Regions from separate parts of the Homo sapiens genome. Here regions 1, 2 and 4 are each linked to region 3. Evidence: chromatin contacts called from ENCODE Hi-C or POLR2A ChIA-PET data. All regions are on one chromosome and are shown on one strand. Each heading gives the region's core, a stretch centred on a gene start or an enhancer-like site at or near the end of the contact. The rest is flanking DNA. Distances are from core to core; before and after follow the strand shown. Region 1 holds the start of GBA1 (glucosylceramidase beta 1). Region 2 holds the start of FDPS (farnesyl diphosphate synthase). Region 3 holds the start of PMVK (phosphomevalonate kinase). Region 4 overlaps SHE (Src homology 2 domain containing E).

The links. Hi-C counts contacts between places; a loop is a spot of excess contacts on that map. ChIA-PET counts read pairs that join two places held with the same protein, here RNA polymerase II (POLR2A). Pooled maps may share reads with other maps.
Region 1: a loop to region 3 is called in a map of naive thymus-derived CD4-positive, alpha-beta T cell, with 6 times the contacts of the local background. The contact joins the promoter of GBA1 here to the promoter of PMVK in region 3. A Hi-C loop is called at or near these places in 1 of 168 maps with a recorded cell type or tissue (naive thymus-derived CD4-positive, alpha-beta T cell) and 8 of 50 pooled maps. POLR2A ChIA-PET finds 5 or more read pairs at or near these places in 1 of 52 experiments (activated CD4-positive, alpha-beta T cell).
Region 2: a loop to region 3 is called in a map of naive thymus-derived CD4-positive, alpha-beta T cell, with 27 times the contacts of the local background. The contact joins the promoter of FDPS here to the promoter of PMVK in region 3. A Hi-C loop is called at or near these places in 1 of 168 maps with a recorded cell type or tissue (naive thymus-derived CD4-positive, alpha-beta T cell) and 6 of 50 pooled maps. POLR2A ChIA-PET finds 5 or more read pairs at or near these places in 2 of 52 experiments (RWPE1 and activated B cell).
Region 4: a loop to region 3 is called in a map with no recorded cell type, with 2.9 times the contacts of the local background. The contact joins the enhancer-like site here to the promoter of PMVK in region 3. A Hi-C loop is called at or near these places in 7 of 168 maps with a recorded cell type or tissue (A673, IMR-90, K562 and 3 more), 11 of 37 single-sample maps with no recorded cell type and 19 of 50 pooled maps. POLR2A ChIA-PET finds 5 or more read pairs at or near these places in 4 of 52 experiments (H1, MCF 10A, activated T-cell and 1 more).

The regions. Positions count from the first base shown.
Region 1 is chr1:155,239,999-155,244,086 of GRCh38, forward strand. It overlaps GBA1 (glucosylceramidase beta 1), which reads right to left and starts at 1,251. Exons shown (of 11, transcript NM_000157.4): 1 at 1,088-1,251; 2 at 632-719; 3 at 1-79. The coding sequence starts at 1,114. RefSeq lists an enhancer at 3,796-4,088.
Region 2 is chr1:155,307,007-155,310,836 of GRCh38, forward strand. It overlaps FDPS (farnesyl diphosphate synthase), which reads left to right and starts at 1,860. Exons shown (of 11, transcript NM_002004.4): 1 at 1,860-1,959; 2 at 2,783-2,959; 3 at 3,037-3,199. The coding sequence starts at 2,784. It also overlaps a transcript of PKLR not described here. RefSeq lists enhancers at 618-687, 1,590-1,719, 2,050-2,219.
Region 3 is chr1:154,935,335-154,939,324 of GRCh38, forward strand. PMVK (phosphomevalonate kinase) reads right to left here and starts at 1,385. Exons shown (of 5, transcript NM_006556.4): 1 at 1,257-1,385. The coding sequence starts at 1,351. RefSeq lists a silencer at 835-934 and enhancers at 891-1,833, 1,655-1,854, 1,834-2,775.
Region 4 is chr1:154,490,969-154,494,941 of GRCh38, forward strand. The region is part of intron 2 of SHE (Src homology 2 domain containing E); the gene reads right to left. Among named protein-coding and RNA genes, the nearest start is that of TDRD10, 9.3 kb to the right of the region's middle. Within about 2 kb of position 2,468, at least 13 of the 41 ENCODE cell types and tissues checked have a DNase peak (open chromatin) inside an H3K27ac peak, as active enhancers do.

The DNA of each region.
Region 1 (4,088 bases), core at 1-2,500, 300 kb after region 3:
AAGGAGTCACAGTATGTGGCATTGCAGACACACACCACCGAGCTGTAGCCGAAGCTTTTAGGGATGCAGGGGCGGGCACCTGGGAGGGAGGGAGTACAAGCAGAGTGAGGTCTGATGAAGACATGGAGAATGGACACATCTGCTAGGAGAGACTGAACACGGTTTCAAAATTCCTCACCCCTTGGCCGGGCGCAGGGGCTCACACCTGTAATCCTAGCACTTTAGGAGGCCGAGGTGGGCGGATCACCTGAGGTGAGGAGTTTGAGACCTGCCTTGCCAGCATGGTGAAACCCCGTCTCTACTAAAAATACAAAAATTAGCTGGGCGTAGTGGTGGCCGCCTGTAATCCCAGCTACCTGGGAAGCTGAAGCAAGAGAATCGCTTGAATCTGGGAGGCAGAGGTTGGAATGAGCCAAAATTGCACCACTGCACTCCAGCCCAGGCAACAGAGTAAGACTCTGTTTCAAAAGAAAAAAAACAAAATCCTCACCCCAAAGTTGGTCTCAGTCACTCAAAAGGATTTATTGAGCACCTACTAAAAGTCTACCACCAGCTTACTGGAAGGCTACCAAAGGACTATGAGGCAGAAGGGAGGCTCTGTGCTACCTCCCCACTGCCTTGACTCACTCACCTGATGCCCACGACACTGCCTGAAGTAGAAGCAATCCTGTGAGGCTGCCAGCCATGATGCTTACCCTACTCAAAGGCTTGGGACATTCCTGAGGACAGAATGAGGAATGACTGAAAAGCAAGCCCCTCTCCACCCCTCAACTACTCTCCTGGGCAGGGCTTAGCTGCCTTTGGGTGCCCATGGCCCGGTCTCCCACATTCATTAGGACAAGGCCCACAGAAACCTGGGTGCAGCTCTCCCTGCAACCCTTCTGATGACAACTCTCTGCCCACCCCAAATCAGGATGCTCCCCACCACTCTTCCCACCCATTTCAACTTCGACCCCTCCCTCCATCTGTGCCTTGCTCAAAGAGCCATGATGGCCCTGGATTCAAAGAGAGTCTGTCATTCATTAAATTCCAGTGCCAGGATTCCAGAAGCACTGTGACAATGCTGATTGGGAGCTCTCTCTCTTACCTCTCTGGAAGGACTTGAAAACTCCATCCCCTCAGGGTCATTAGATGAAGAGAAGACCACAGGGGTTCCAGAGTCTCTGAAGGATAGAGGATCCACTAAACAAAAACAAGGATGCAGGTACCTGCCTTAGCTATAGGCACTAGGTTAGCCCTGCAAGTAATTCCGGCTTCCCGATGTGGATGGGTCATGTGATGACTAGGAGCGTCACATGACACAGGAAGTGAGGCAATCACAGCCATATTTCTAAAGGGCAATTGGCTTCCTCTCATCTGTTACAGATTATATGCCCTATAAAACTCTGGAGGGCATGTATGGGTGACAACTTTAGGAAGAGCCTAGAACACAGATTTGCATGGAGAATGGGGTAGAGGCTCCTAAATCCCAGAGGATGGGAACCACAGCAGGCACACTTCTTTTTTGATAGAAATGTCAAAAAGGTACAAATAAAGCTGATATAATTTAAAAAAAAAAACTTCACTGTGCAAAATACTGACACTACCAAGATGTTTAAGACAGTCTTTGCCCTATAGAGGTGTGTGAGGCATGGAAGTCAGACACACAGATATTTACAGATAAAGACAGAAACGGTAACAGGTGTGCATGGAGAGCTCTCTGAGATGAGGAGGGACCATTCGTGGGTGGGGAATTATCCAGGATGGCTTCACAGAGGAAAAAGTGAGGGGGGTTATTAGCCAGTGAAGTGCAGGGCACAAGAGGGTGGGACACTGGCAGTGGGATGACAGGACTGGAGGGAGGGAGTGGTCAGTGCGGCTCCTCTGCAGCGTCCCTTGTTTCATCATCAGATGCAGATGGTAATAACTGTTCTTCCTTCCTCACAAGACAGGGAGGTTTGTAAAGTCGTTCAAAAACCAAAGTGTTGTACAAAGCCATATCCTCAGTGGACACAAGGAGGAAGCTGTCCATGGTGTGGCCTCATGAACCACATCAAATGAGATTTAGCGGGAGTGGCACACACAGTCATGACCTGACTAATCCCAGCTCTCAGCCCATTTCCTTGCCTGGAAAATGGAGGCAATGCCACAACCTCAAAGGGTGGTTACTGCAGTCAGTGAGGTAAGTGCAGTGCCTGACCACTTGGTAGGCACCTGGGAACTACTTGTCTCTTGTTTGTATTTTTTGTTGTTGTTGTTTTTTGAGACAGAGTCTCACTCTGTTGCCCAGGCTGGAGTGCAGTGGCGTGATCTTGGCTCACTGCAACCTCCACCTCCTGGGTTCGAGTGATTCTCCTGCCTCAGCCTCCCAAGTAGCTGGGATTACAGGTGCCCTCCAACATGCTCAGCTAATTTTTTTATTTTTAGTAGAGATGGGGTTTCACTATGTTGGCCAGGCTGGTCTGAAACTCTGGACCTCAGGTGATCTGCTGCCTTGGTATCCGAAAGTGCTGGGATTACAGGCATGAGCCACTGCGCTGGACCCCAGCCATCCTTTTTGTTCTTTAAATGATCTCAGTGAAGTCTTTCTAGATACACTCCAAGCAAAATTGATCATTTCTTCTTCTAGGTTCCTCCAGTAATTTTTTTTTTTTTGGTTTTGAGACAGAGTCTTGCCCTGTTGCCCAGGCTGGAGTGCAGTGTGATCTCGGCTCAAGCAATTGCCCTGCCTCAGCCTCCTGAGTAGCTGGGATTACAGGAGCCCACCACCATGCCCAGCTAATTTTTGTATTTTTAGTAGAGATGGGGTTTCACCATGTTGGCCAGGCTGGTCTCGAACCCCTGACCTCAGGTGATCCACCAGCCTCAGCCTCCCAAGGTGTTGGGATTATAGCAATGAGCCACCACACCCGGTCCCTCCAGTAATTAAGTACAGTCTCAGTGAGACAGCAAGTTTGGAATCCTGGCTACACCATTTACTGGCTGTTTGACTTTCAATAAATCAATCACTCTAAGCCTCTGTTTCATCTATAAAAGGGGAGTGATAACTCCTACCTCACAGAATTGTTGTGAGGTTTGAGTGTGATAATGTGTCTCTAGTACACTGCTTGACACTAAACATTGCAACATGTCAGGCCTCTGTTCCTGGAGTTCCTTGAAGGAATGTCTTATGCATTCTAAGTATCCTCGTAGATAGCCTGGCACAGGGGTAGCTGTCAAGTTGTAGAATTGAACTAGTTGCTTCACTATGTCAGTAGCCACCCCTTCCAGACTTCTCACTTTTCAAGGAAACATTGCACAGGATTTGTTCTGGGTAGGGCAGGTAATATCTAGTACCTTACTTCCCTCAAGTTCATTCATCTCACAGATATTTCCTGAGCACATTCTACATTTGCCTCTCCTGCTCTATTGAGTTTAGAAGTCCAAACATCTCCTTCCACTTCCCCTCTGCATAGTGAGCCTCTTCTTTTTTGGCCAGGTACTGAGCAATTTTTTGTTTGTTTGTTTGAGACAGGGTCTCCGTATGTTGCCCTGGATGGAGTGTAGTAGCTTGATTTCGGCTCAGTGCAACCTCTGCCTCCAGAATAAGCAATCCTCCCACCTCAGCCTCCAGAATAGCTGGGACTATAGGCGCACACCACCACACCTGGCTAATTTCTGTATTTTTTGTAGAGACGGGGTCTTACTGTGTTGCGCAGGTTGGTCTCAAACTCCTAAACTCAAAGGATCCTCCCGCCTTGGCTTTGCAAAGTGCTGGGATTACAGGGTGAGGCACTGCGCCCAGTCCGCTTGTTTTTTGTTTTGTTTTTTTTTTTGAGACGGAGTATCTCTGTCACCCAGGCTGGAGTGCAGTGGCACGATCTCGGTTCACTGCAACCTCCGCCTCCTAGGTTCAAGCGGAGGGTAGGGACCAGTCCATCCTGGCACCCATCTGCAGCTCCAGTGCGAATCCCAACCCCGACGCTCGTCGCCGGGCTCCGTGAATGTTTGTCACATGTCTGAAGAACGTATGAATTACATAACCTTCTTCCCACTCCACCCCTCAAAAAGCAAGTGGATATAAAGACTTGAAGATTTTATAATCTCTTCTTCATTAGTAAAATCTGACC
Region 2 (3,830 bases), core at 610-3,109, 370 kb after region 3:
CGGGTTCAAGCGATTCTCCTGCCTCAGCTTCTCGAGTAGCTGGCACTACAGGTGTGCGCCACCATGCTGGGCTAATTTTGGATTTTTTAGTAGAGATGGGGTTTCACTATGTTGGCCAGGCTGGTCTTGAACTCCTGACCTCGTGATCCGCCCACCTTGGCCTCCCAAAGCTCTGGGATTACAGGCGTGAGCCACTGCACCCAGCCGTGTTTTGTCCAATTCTTTGTTCAAGATGCCAAGAACCTGGACACCCTCCACCGGTGACAGTACCTTATATACACGGAATCATACAGTATCTGTCCTTTTGAGTCTGGCTTATTTCACTTAGCATAATTGTCAGAGGTGCGTGAACCAGAGCAACTCCATCTTGAATAGGGACTGGGTAGAATAAGGCTGAGACCTACTGGACTGCATTTCCAGTTGGTTTAGGCATTCTAAGTCACAGGATGAGATAGGAGATTGGCTCAAGATACAGGTCATAAAGACCTTGCTGATAAAACAGATTGCAGTAAAGAAACTGGCCAAAACCTACCAAAACCAAGATGGCAACAAGAGTGACCTCTGGTGGTCTTCAACGCTATACTCCTACCACATGCTGTGTCGACATCAGGGAGTTAACTGTATATGGTCTACAAAGCAGAGGCATGAATAATCCAACCCTTGTTTAGCTTATAATCAATAAATAACTGCCTGGGCCAAGTGGCTCGTACTTGTAATCCCAGCACTTTCAGAGGTCGAGGTGGCTGGATCACTTGAGGTCAGGAGTTCGAGACCAGGCTGGCCAATCTGGAGAAACCCCCTCTCTACTAAAAACACAAAAATTAGCTGGGCATGCTGGCAGGCACCTGTAATCCAGGAGAATCACTTGAACCCGGGAAGCGAGGTTGCAGCCTCCCACGTAGCTGGAATTAAGGCGCGGACCAGCACACCTGGGTAATTTTTGTATTTTTAGTAGAGAAGGGGTTTTGCCATGTTGACCAGGCTGGTCTCAGATTCCTGACCGCAGGTGATCCGCCCAAAGTGCTGGAATTACAAGTGTGAGACTCATCTTTTTTTTTTTTTTTTTTTGAGACGGAGTCTTGCTCTGTCTCCCCAGCTAGAGTGCAGTGGTTCGCTGGATCTCAGCTCACTGCAACCTCTGCCTTACGAGTTCAAGCGATTCTCCCGCCTCAGCCCTCCTGAGTGGCTGGGATTACAGGCGCGCGCCACCACGCCCGACTAATTTTTTTTTTTTGTATTTTTAGTAGAGACGGGGTTTCACCACATTGGTCAGGCTGGTCTCGAACTCCTGACCTCATGATCCACCCGCCTCGGCCTCCCAAAGTGCTGGGATTACAGGCGTGAGCCACCGTGCCCGGCCCAAGACTCATCTTTCTTAAGCCCTTAAAGCACTTTGCACACATTACCTCATGGTATTACCACCCTCATTCAACAGATGAGGAAAGCTAGTTTCAAGCAAGTTCACTGAGGATCAGAGACGTTAAATGATTTGCCTAAAGTTAGAGAACTAATAAGTGAGAAAGCTAGTCCTGCTGCGTTTTACTAACGTGCCAATCAGCTGCCCAGGAAGATAATGAAAACTTGAGTAAGACAGGCAGCCAAAGCCACAGCGGGGACGTTCCCAGCCTGGCTCGCTTCCGGCACTGACGCCTCCAGCCGCGACCTCTAGACTTCAGCCCTTCCATTGGTCGTCCGTCACAGTGCCACAGTGCGCCATGCTCACACGACGGCCAGCAGCCAATCAGCGCGGCTCATCTTCGCCCAGCCAGGACACGCAGGATCGCGTTATCTGTCCCTCCCGCGGGCACATTGGGAGTTGTAGTCTAATTATATATTTCCGCCCTTAGTGTGGGGAGAGCGGGAACTACTCGACCCACAGAGCCGATCGCGGAGCGGATTCTGCTTTTAGGAGTACCCGCCAACAAGCGGGACCGAGCAGGAATCCGTATCTGGGAACAGGTGAGAGAGGATGTGTGCTGGGCCTTGGAGGAAGGGGGCCGAGACCGGGCCTTACTTCTGTAACGATACTGTGAGGCATCGGAAGGCCAGCCTGTTGTGTCCGTTTTGAAGGTCGGTGGGCTAGACTGGCTGGCCTTCTAGGGGTGTGGAGACTTCCCAACTCTGCCCTTGTGCTTTCCTGGAATCCCCAATATGCCCGGACCCCGGTTTACTCCTTTGCTGCGAGCCCTTCTCTCCCGTCCAGAGTTGCTCCGAGCCTATCTGCTCAGTCCTAGCGATTCCTGTGGGGCTTGGGACGCGCGGTTCAAGCACCCCGGACCATATGGATGCAGCACCCATGGGTTCTCGCTCCAATGCTTCTTTCCTCCTTGGGGCGTAACTCAGACCCTGGGCACCCCTCTCCACTGCCCAGGGGAGACCTGGGTTCTAGATTTGGCTCTGCCTCTACTATCTTCCTACCTCCTAGAGCCTCAGTTTGGCTTGTGTAAAATAGGATGACTTAAGGGTCCTTTCAGCCCCTAATCCTGGGGTACTTTACTCTGTACCGCCTCCTTACCCAGCCTTGTGCACGCCATCTTGAAGGCACTGAGTTCTAGCCTGTTTATTGTAAGTGGTGATTAGTTGGGTCTCAGTCACCCAGCCATACTTTTTTGTTCCCTGCGTATCCTTCCTGTAATTGTCCCCAAGCACATTCCACAAGAGGGAGGGGCACTCTGGGCTAAGGCTGGGGTGGGAGTTATCTGGGGAGCTGCCACCATGCCTCTGCCTTTGGTGCTTGCCCCTGCAGGGAGTGCTTAGTGCCCCCTCCCTATGCCACTCCCAGGATGCCCCTGTCCCGCTGGTTGAGATCTGTGGGGGTCTTCCTGCTGCCAGCCCCCTACTGGGCACCCCGGGAGAGGTGGCTGGGTTCCCTACGGCGGCCCTCCCTGGTGCACGGGTACCCAGTCCTGGCCTGGCACAGTGCCCGCTGCTGGTGCCAAGCGTGGACAGAGGAACCTCGGTGAGTGTGGTTGGGGTGAGGGGCCTTGGGGAGGGGAGCAGCTGATCAGGTTTCTGACTTGTTTTTCTTCTACTTAGAGCCCTTTGCTCCTCCCTCAGAATGAACGGAGACCAGAATTCAGATGTTTATGCCCAAGAAAAGCAGGATTTCGTTCAGCACTTCTCCCAGATCGTTAGGGTGCTGACTGAGGATGAGATGGGGCACCCAGAGATAGGAGATGCTATTGCCCGGCTCAAGGAGGTGAGGGATTCATGACTTGGGGGAGTAAGGCTTTGGTTCAGTTGCTCTGTACCTGTGTGGCATTCACCTGTGGCTTATGGGGGACTTTTGACAGATGTGAGAGAAAGCTTTTTTTTTTTTTTTGAGACAGAGCCTTGCTCTGTCACCTGGGCTGGAGTGCGATGGTGTGATCTCGGCTTGCTGCAACCTCCACCTCCTGGGTTCAAGTGATTCTCCTGCCTCAGCCTTCTGAGTAGCTGGGATTACAGGTGCGTGCCACCACATCCAGCAAACTTTTGTATTTTTAATAGAGACGGGGTTTCACTGTGTTGACCAGGCTGGTCTCGAACTCCTGACCTCAGGTGATCCACCCACCTCGGCCTCCCAAAGTGCTGGGATTACAGGTGTGAGCCACCGCGCCTGGCCGAGAAAGCTTTTACCTGAGGGACTCGAGTCTGCTCTGGAGAGGTTGGGGCCTGGGCAAGTATACTTACTCAGTCCATCAACCGGACTTTTGGCTCTGATGGAAGGTGGGTCATCCAAACTGCTTTGCTTTGGGGGTGGAGGCCTTGAACCTGGCAAGTCTTAGATTTTGTGTCCTGAAATCAGAAGCTGTTAGGTTGGCAGAGACCGGGGAAGAAGGCAGTCTGAT
Region 3 (3,990 bases), core at 135-2,634:
GCAGCTTCCTGGTACCCCCACCACACTGGCCTTCAAGAGGAGAGGAGCCCCACTTTCTCCCCAACCTCTGCTCTCCTAGCCCAGGTCTCAGCAAAATGCTCCTGCACAGAAGATCTTGCTTTGACAGAAAACACTGTGCAAAAGGTATTATTATTTGGGGAGGCAGCCAGATAAAACAGAAAGAAACCAGTCCTTGGCGCAAGATAAAGTTGAATTTGTTTGGGTTTTTTTTCTTTTTGTTTCAATTATATATTAATTGCTGAGATGCCCATCATGAACCACAAAGCTGAATTTGAATCCTGGATTTGCCACTTACTTTGTGACCAGCAAGGGTTTTTTGTTGTTAACTTCGTATGTTATTTTATTTTATTTTACTTCGAGACAGGGTCTCAGGCTCTGCTGCAAGGACTGGAGGACAGTAGCATGATTACAATTCACTGTAGCCCCCAGGTTCAAGCGATCCTCCCACCTCAGCCTCCTGAGTAGCTTGGACTAGAGGTGCTCGCCATCGCACTAGGCTAACTTTTCCATTTTTTTGTAGAGACTAGGGTCTTACTGTGTTGCCCAGGCTGGTCTCCACTACTGGGCTCTCAAGCCATCCTCGCACCTCTGTCTCCCAAAGTGCTGGGGTGACAGACATGACCACCACACCCGGCCTGTTTAACTTTTTAAGAGCCTCAGTTTCTTCACCTGTGAAATGGAGATGCTAATAATGGCACACAGTACCTAACAAAGAGGTGAAGAGGGTTTTTTGTTTTGTTTTTTTAAGACAGGGTCTCGCTCTGTCGCCCAGGCTGGAGTGCAGTGGCCAATCTCGCCTCACTGCAACCTCCGCCTCCCGGGCTCAAGCGATTCTTCTACCTCAGGCTCCTGAATAGCTGGGACCACAGGCACGCGTCACCACGCCCAGCTACTTTTTGGATTTTTCGTAGAGGCGGGGTCTCGCCATGTTGCCCAGGCTGGTATCCAACGCCTGGTATATAGAAAGTGCCTTCGTAGGAACCATTATTAATGCTTCTCAGAGAGACCTGCAGCTGAAGGTCTTTGGAGAGGTGGTCACCTGCTTCTTTGAGGCTCGCCTGTGTAGACTACTGTTTTATGTAATGGTGGCATTCCACCTTCCCCAGCCCAGTGCTCCTCCTGCCTTGCAAACGGACGACCCGTACTCCAAAGCTCACTCCGTGACACCCAAAAGCACTCCTCGTGTCACGTGATGCGGAGAGCTCCCCCTTCCACCTTTCCCGCCTCACGGACACCTGCTCTGCAGCGCCTCGGTCACGAAGTCCTTCCCGGATTTCCTCTTGCCGCTGAACAGCAGTACCAGCCGCGGGGCGCCTCCCAGCGGGGCCATGGGGCCGCCACGCCTCGCGATGCCTGAAGCTGACACTTCTCCCTACCCCTAAAATCGGGACACCGCGCGGAATGGACGCGGCCACTAAGCGGAGCGGCAACAAGGAACAATCGCGCCCCTCCTCGCCGTAGCTGCGAACAGGGCTGACCGCCCGCGACCGTGCCCTCAGCTCATGTCCAAACAGATATGGGGAGAAAAGGGTGAGACACGCGGAGAGAAAGGCGGTTCCTTCACAGAGCAGCCTCCCCTCGTGAAGCTCCCCCACCCGAACTCACTTAGAACAGTCCAGCCCCGCCCAGAACCTTCGCTCACAGCCTGGCCTGCTTAACTGACACCCGGGGAGGAACCGGACGCGACTACCTTCCTCCGAGGGGGGTGACGTCTGAAATTTCCTGAGGTGAACCCCATGTTCCCTTCCGCGCAGCCCTAAAACTTTAGGAAAAAAAATCTCTGGAGTGAGATCACGTTGGAGACGTTTTGGAAACTGCCCTTTTGCCTGTGCGTTATAGTACATGTGCCACAGCAAATCTGCGCGCGCCCCAGAGTGGGAATGGGTCTTCCTGGGGGCGTAAGGCAGCCCTGACGCGAGCGGCGTGTCTGGCCACGTCATGTCGGGGGAGGAGCAGAATCGCGCACACGATATTTCATTGTCAAGCAGATTTTATAACCCGAGACGTCACTAAGATGTGGCCCTTTAAGCCCGGCGAGAAACCTTTGATTGCTTTTCTAGCCGCAGCCTCCGGCCCAAAGGTTTTCGGAAGCAAACGGCGTGGGTGACATCAATAGTAAGGGAGCGTTGAATCCCTAGATGAGATTGCCTGGTTTCATCCGAAGTCTGGCTCCCAGCCAGAAGTTTGAGAGGCAGGATAAGAATAATCTGTCCTTTCCCTGCATCCCCGGTTCTGCCTCTTCCCGCAGTAGGTGACGGGTTGCCCCAGCTGAGTACGTCGAGTTGTTTTTGGCTATGACTTGCCGTCCTGCATTTTTCTGAGCATGTCAGAACAGAGCCTGCAACTCATTACTGCCTCCACTAGAGAAAAAGTGTAGTGTGGAGACTTAGGGAGAAACCATTAATTTCCTGAATGTTGAAAAGAGGCACAGGAGAGTGGTCAGATGCAAAAAGAACAGACTTAAGGAGGTGGTTTTTTGTTTTTTGGGGTTTTTTTTGTTTTTTTTCAGCAACCCAGAAAACACTGCACTCATCAACGCCCTAGAAGGCAGCACAGAGTGGATTTTCAGTCCCAGCTTGGACACTTAGCAAGTCACTCTGAGTTTACCACTGATAAGGCCCACTTCCCAGGGTTATAATAAGAAAGGAATGAAGAAAATATATGACAAGGTACAATAAAATACTTTGTAAGTTCTCAAGTATCATCCAGATGTAAGGGGTTGTTATTTATTCTTAGCACTTCGTCATTCAACACAGAATCAGATTTTCCAGCTCATCTTCAATAAACATGTATTTGGGCCTCCACGGAAAGTCCACATCTCCTGTTTTACCTGAGTCACATGGAAGGAGTCAGAACTTACTCCCGGAGTCTCTTTCCTCACCTGACCCAATGCACGCCCCTTACCTCCCTCTCTGACTCTGAGATCCAGCTCCCTGAATACCTAGTGAGCGATCAGAAAACTTCCCCCAGGCTCACGCCTGTAATCTCCGCACTTTGGGAGGCCAAGGCGGATCACCTGAGGGCAGGAGTTCGAGACCAGCCTGGCCAGCATGGTGAAACCCCATCTCTACTAAAAATACAAAAATTAGCTGGATAGCTGGACGTGGTGGCGGGCACCTGCAATCCAGCTACTCAGGAGGCTGAGGCATGAGAACACTTGAACCTGGGAGGCAGAGGTTGCAGTGAGCCAAGATTGTACCACTGCGCTCCAGCCTGGACAACAGAAAAAGACTCCGTCTCAAAAAATAAAAAAAAACTTCCCCCATACTAGGCTTCCTAGTATGCCTCAACTGAACTCCACTGTCCCTTACTGGTGTCTCAAGTGGAGGCTTTAGTCTCCCAGCCCTCATCCCTCAGCATCCGCTTTGAGTCTATGGCCTCCCTTCCTCCCCATTTTAATTTCCACACCATTACTCATCCTGCCTCTTGGAAAACTATGGTTCCTCTAAGGCTCATGCCACCTGCCTGCGCTACCCTCCTGCTTTCCTCAGTACTGGCAGCCCAGCAATCCTGGTGGTTCATTTTCATTTTCTTTTGTTTCTTTATGCAGACGGGGTCTTGCTATGTTGGCCAGGCTAGTCTGGAATTCCTGGGCTCAAGCAGTCCTCTCTGGCCTCAGCCTCCAAAAGTGCCGGGATTACCAGTGTAAGCCACTGCACCCAGCCTCATTCTCATTTTCTGAGACTCAGCCACTGGCTCCCAGTCTCCTTTTCTACAGAGTTGCTGTCATCATCCTCGGTGACATCACGGTCATGGCCAGCCCATCCAACACCCCGCTGCTCAATCCCTTGGCCCTGGCTGTTCAAAGCCTTTTCCCCCCTCTCCTCCTCAGAGGCCAGCTCCTATGGACACACCCTGGGCTTTGTCATCACCAGAAGCTGCTCAACCTGCAAACTCACATGCTCATCCACCCAACCCTCCAAGGTCACTTGCTCAAATACTCCCCAAAGTAGCACTTCCCTCCCAAGT
Region 4 (3,973 bases), core at 1,218-3,717, 440 kb before region 3:
ACCAGCCACAGTGAGAAGGAACTAGCAGTACAGGGTGGTGAGCAGCCTGGGGTCAAGGAGCCTTGCCAGAGTTAGAGATGGCTGGAGTCTGGACAACCAGAGCTGGTGATACAGAGTCTATATTATAGACCAACAGAAATGTCATTTTGTGGCTCTTCTAAACGCCCATCAGGAAGCCTTCAAACCATCCTCTACCTGGTCATAGTCAAGGAGGAACTTTCTATATGCAGATACCTCATCTCTTAACACCTCATAAGCTCCCGACTGTTTACTTAAGAAGTGAAGAACACTGAGAACGGCATGGGAGGCTTACATGAGTAGGTCACTGTCTTTCTCCCCAATTTCTCAACACTACCCTGCCCCATCTCCCCATAATCCAATTCTTTGCTCTGACCAAGTGGAATTTCTGGCAGTTCCCTGCATACTACACTGTCTTGAGCCCACCGGTGTCCTGGCGATCTTGCAATCCTTTACAATCTAACTCAGCATCTTCTCCTCTCCGGAGAAGGCTTTCCTGCCCACCTTCTTCTCTGATACCCCACAAAGTTAAACAGGTGCCACGGCTGGACCAACGCACTCTCACCCTGCTCTTCTCCCACTGCATCCATTTATATGTTGATGTGTCTGTATTTTCAATTTGGTGGAGTCTGCCAGGGCAGAGACCACCATATCTTGTTTATTACTGTAGGACATATCATTGTGCTAAATAATGACTGGATGGATGGATGGGAGGAGAGAGGGAGGGGAGGGAACTCAAGAATGTCTCCAGGCAGGTGACAGTGTGGATCTGGAGGAATACGTCAAGGGGTTAACAAATGGATCGTTGTGAATACTGTGAGAATGAAAGCAATCACAAGAGAAAAGGACGGCAGATTGAAAACGAGAGAGGATCAAAGGCAGAATCTGGGACTCCTTCAGTTATGGGTGGCTGGAAGGAGGTGCCAGCAAAGAAGGCTGAGGGGTCAGGTGAGGAGGAAGAGGCTCAGGAGACCGCAGGGCCGCAGACACAAAGGGTGGAAAGACTTTCTATCTGTAACTTCAAAACAGGTGTGGGGATGGTCCGTGGAGAAATGCCACTGACTCATTAAGACCTCTATAACAAAAAGAGGGCAACAAATGAGGGAAACGTTATTAAAATCAGGACACCAAATTCAAAAGTGCAAAACTTAGGTATAGGCTGAGGTTATAGTTCTCTGCTGACTAGGGGCTGTCAGCAGCTGTCTCAAATTCTGTGCAGGGACAGCTCATTGAAATCACCCGCGGGCTTTCACACACACTGCTTTAACCACCAGAGGTTCAGATTGGATTAGTCTGGGGTACAGTGTGGGAGTCAAGAGTGTAAAAATCCCCCAGGTGATTCTAAAGAGCAGCTAAACCTGAGAACCACTTCCACACCTCCTGGGTGTCCACAGTCCCCATCTTGGTTCCTCATTCTCCGGAGCCTGTCATTGCTAGTCCCATCCTGAGGAGAAAGGTACTGCCTGTGTCTACCACTTCCACATCAGAATGTAAGAGTCGGAAGAACTGTCCCTGGCCCCCACCCCCAGGCCAGGCCAGGTATCTGGGGTTGTCTGAGGTCAGAGCTGCATCTCCTGAGTCCCTGGACTCTCAGTCCTACAGTTTTTCTTCTTCCTTGCTTACTCCAAACAGAGCTATGGAAAACAAGAAACAAAAACATACTCTGTTCTTGGTTCAATTAAGACAAGGCTGTAATTTTTTTAAAAGGAACTTTTCTAAAGAACTAAGAAAAGGGAAGCAGAAAACACAAAGGAGTTCAAAGGATGAATATAGAATACAATTTTAAGGTTTCTAATCATAGTTTACACTCAGTTGAGACCATCTGGCACAGGCTGGGGAAACCCTTTCCCAAGGTCCTTGCTGCAATTCTGCCCCAGCTAAACTAAAAGGAAAAAGAGGTGATTCTAACATTAAGACAGAAGGAGCCCTGCTCACAAGGACATTTCAATACATTTGGATTAAAATGTACAGGGTGGATGGGCAGTGTTCCTACCGGGCCTTCCAGCCCACCTCCCCTAAAATAAAATAAAATGATGTATAGTGATTAGAATCTTGAGTTCTTATTACACACGCGTTTGAGTTTTTACTTTTGCAACGAGGTCCTTCTATTTAGACAGTCTCCCCACACTTAGAGTTCTGGGAGATACACAAAGCATGGAGTTGAGAATGCTTTCTTGCAGGGTCCTGGGATTAGGCAAAATCTGCAAACTGCTATCATCTTTTGAAACAATGTTTAATTAGGGGAAGAAAGGGCTTGAGCACAGGCCTCCCCTCCCCACACCACCCCCCTCTTCAAGGGGAGTAACCTTCCAGTCCATTCCAACACCTGGCTGCCCCCAAACCTGAGGCGCCATAGAAACAGAAACAATCGTGGGGCTGCAAGCCGACCCTTCCTGCAGGGAGAATAGCCCCTGACGTGCAGAGCTGGCTCCAAGAGGAAACGAGCCTGAGAAGGAGGAAATGGCAAGAGGAAGCTACACCCTGGCTGCCGATAGAGGCCATTTACCACAGCAGACAACAGAATGCAGGGGACGGGCAGCAGATAAACACTCATTTGCAGCCTGGGGCTGAAGCTCAGCACTGACCTGCACCTACTAAAAACATGCAGTTGGTTGGTGTGAAACATTATAGGGGCCCAAAATTTTCCCTTCTCAATCCCCAACTCGCTGCAGGTAATTATGTCATTCACATGAAAACACAAAAACAAGAAAGTCTTAGCAGAAGACTAAGATTTTCTTTTACTAAATTAACTGTAGTTAGCAATAAGTATTGCCCTATATGGTCCAGAATGCTCTTTGGAAATATAATTGTCTCTGGAGTGTCTAACTCACGGCTGTACTGACTAGGTATACACCTGCTAGGTGTATTATGCCCAGAATCTCACTGATGCCTCACTAAGGCAGTGACAGATGTGTTACCCCATTTTCACAGGTGAATACACGGAAGCCACAGTCATGCAGCAGTTATGGTGAGGCCAATTATTACCAACTCCAGAGTCCATGCTTTATGCTCAAATGATTTCACGTAAAATGTTAATTCCAATTTCCAAATAATGTGCCTTTTCCCCTAATCCATTTTAACCCATTTCATGTTTCCAAAACATTAAACTTGGAGCCTCTTAAGACTCTATTTTCCTCCTGGAATCAGAAACAGGGCTGCCCGACAATTTTTTACTCATATCTTTGATCAGTGCTCAAGCTTTTAAAATTACTTTAATATTTTCTTATTGAATAAATCTAAACATCTGAACAAAAGCAGGTACAATTCAGAAACCCTGAAATTTAGCGAGGAGAATAAAGACAAATTAAATCAAAACCAGTCTTCATTTGCACTTTTTTCCATAAGAGGTTTTTTCTGTTTAAATCACAGGCAAAGACAGACATAACAGTTTTTTTTTTTTTTTTTTTTTTAGAGATGGGGTCTCACTATATTGGCAAGGTTGGCCTTGAACTTCTGGCCTCAACTGATCCTCCCACCTTGGCCTCCCAGAGTGCTAGGATTATAGGCATGAGCCACCGGGCCCGGCAGATGGAGTTTATAGTTTTTTTTTTTTTTTTTAATGGAGACTCGAACAGTGAGGTTCTCTTTTAGATTTGACTATTTAAACAAACCAACAAAATCATTTGGAAGTAAAAATAAAATTTTAAAAATAATCTTTGACTGGAGCTCAAAAGCTAAAACCACAGCTTGCTGAATGACATGGTATTTTCAGTTGTGTAATTTGAACAAATTATTTAATCTTTCTGAACCTAGGTTTCCTCAACTGTATAAAGAAACCCGCTTGCACGGTGGCTCACTTTGTGGCTGGCAATCCCAGCACTTTGGGACGCCAAGGCAGGAGGATGACTTGAGGCCAGGAGTTCGAGACCAGTCTGACCAACATGGTGAAACCCCGTCTCTACTAAAAATACGAAAATTAGCCAGGTGTGGTGGCAGGTGCCTGTAATCCCAGTTA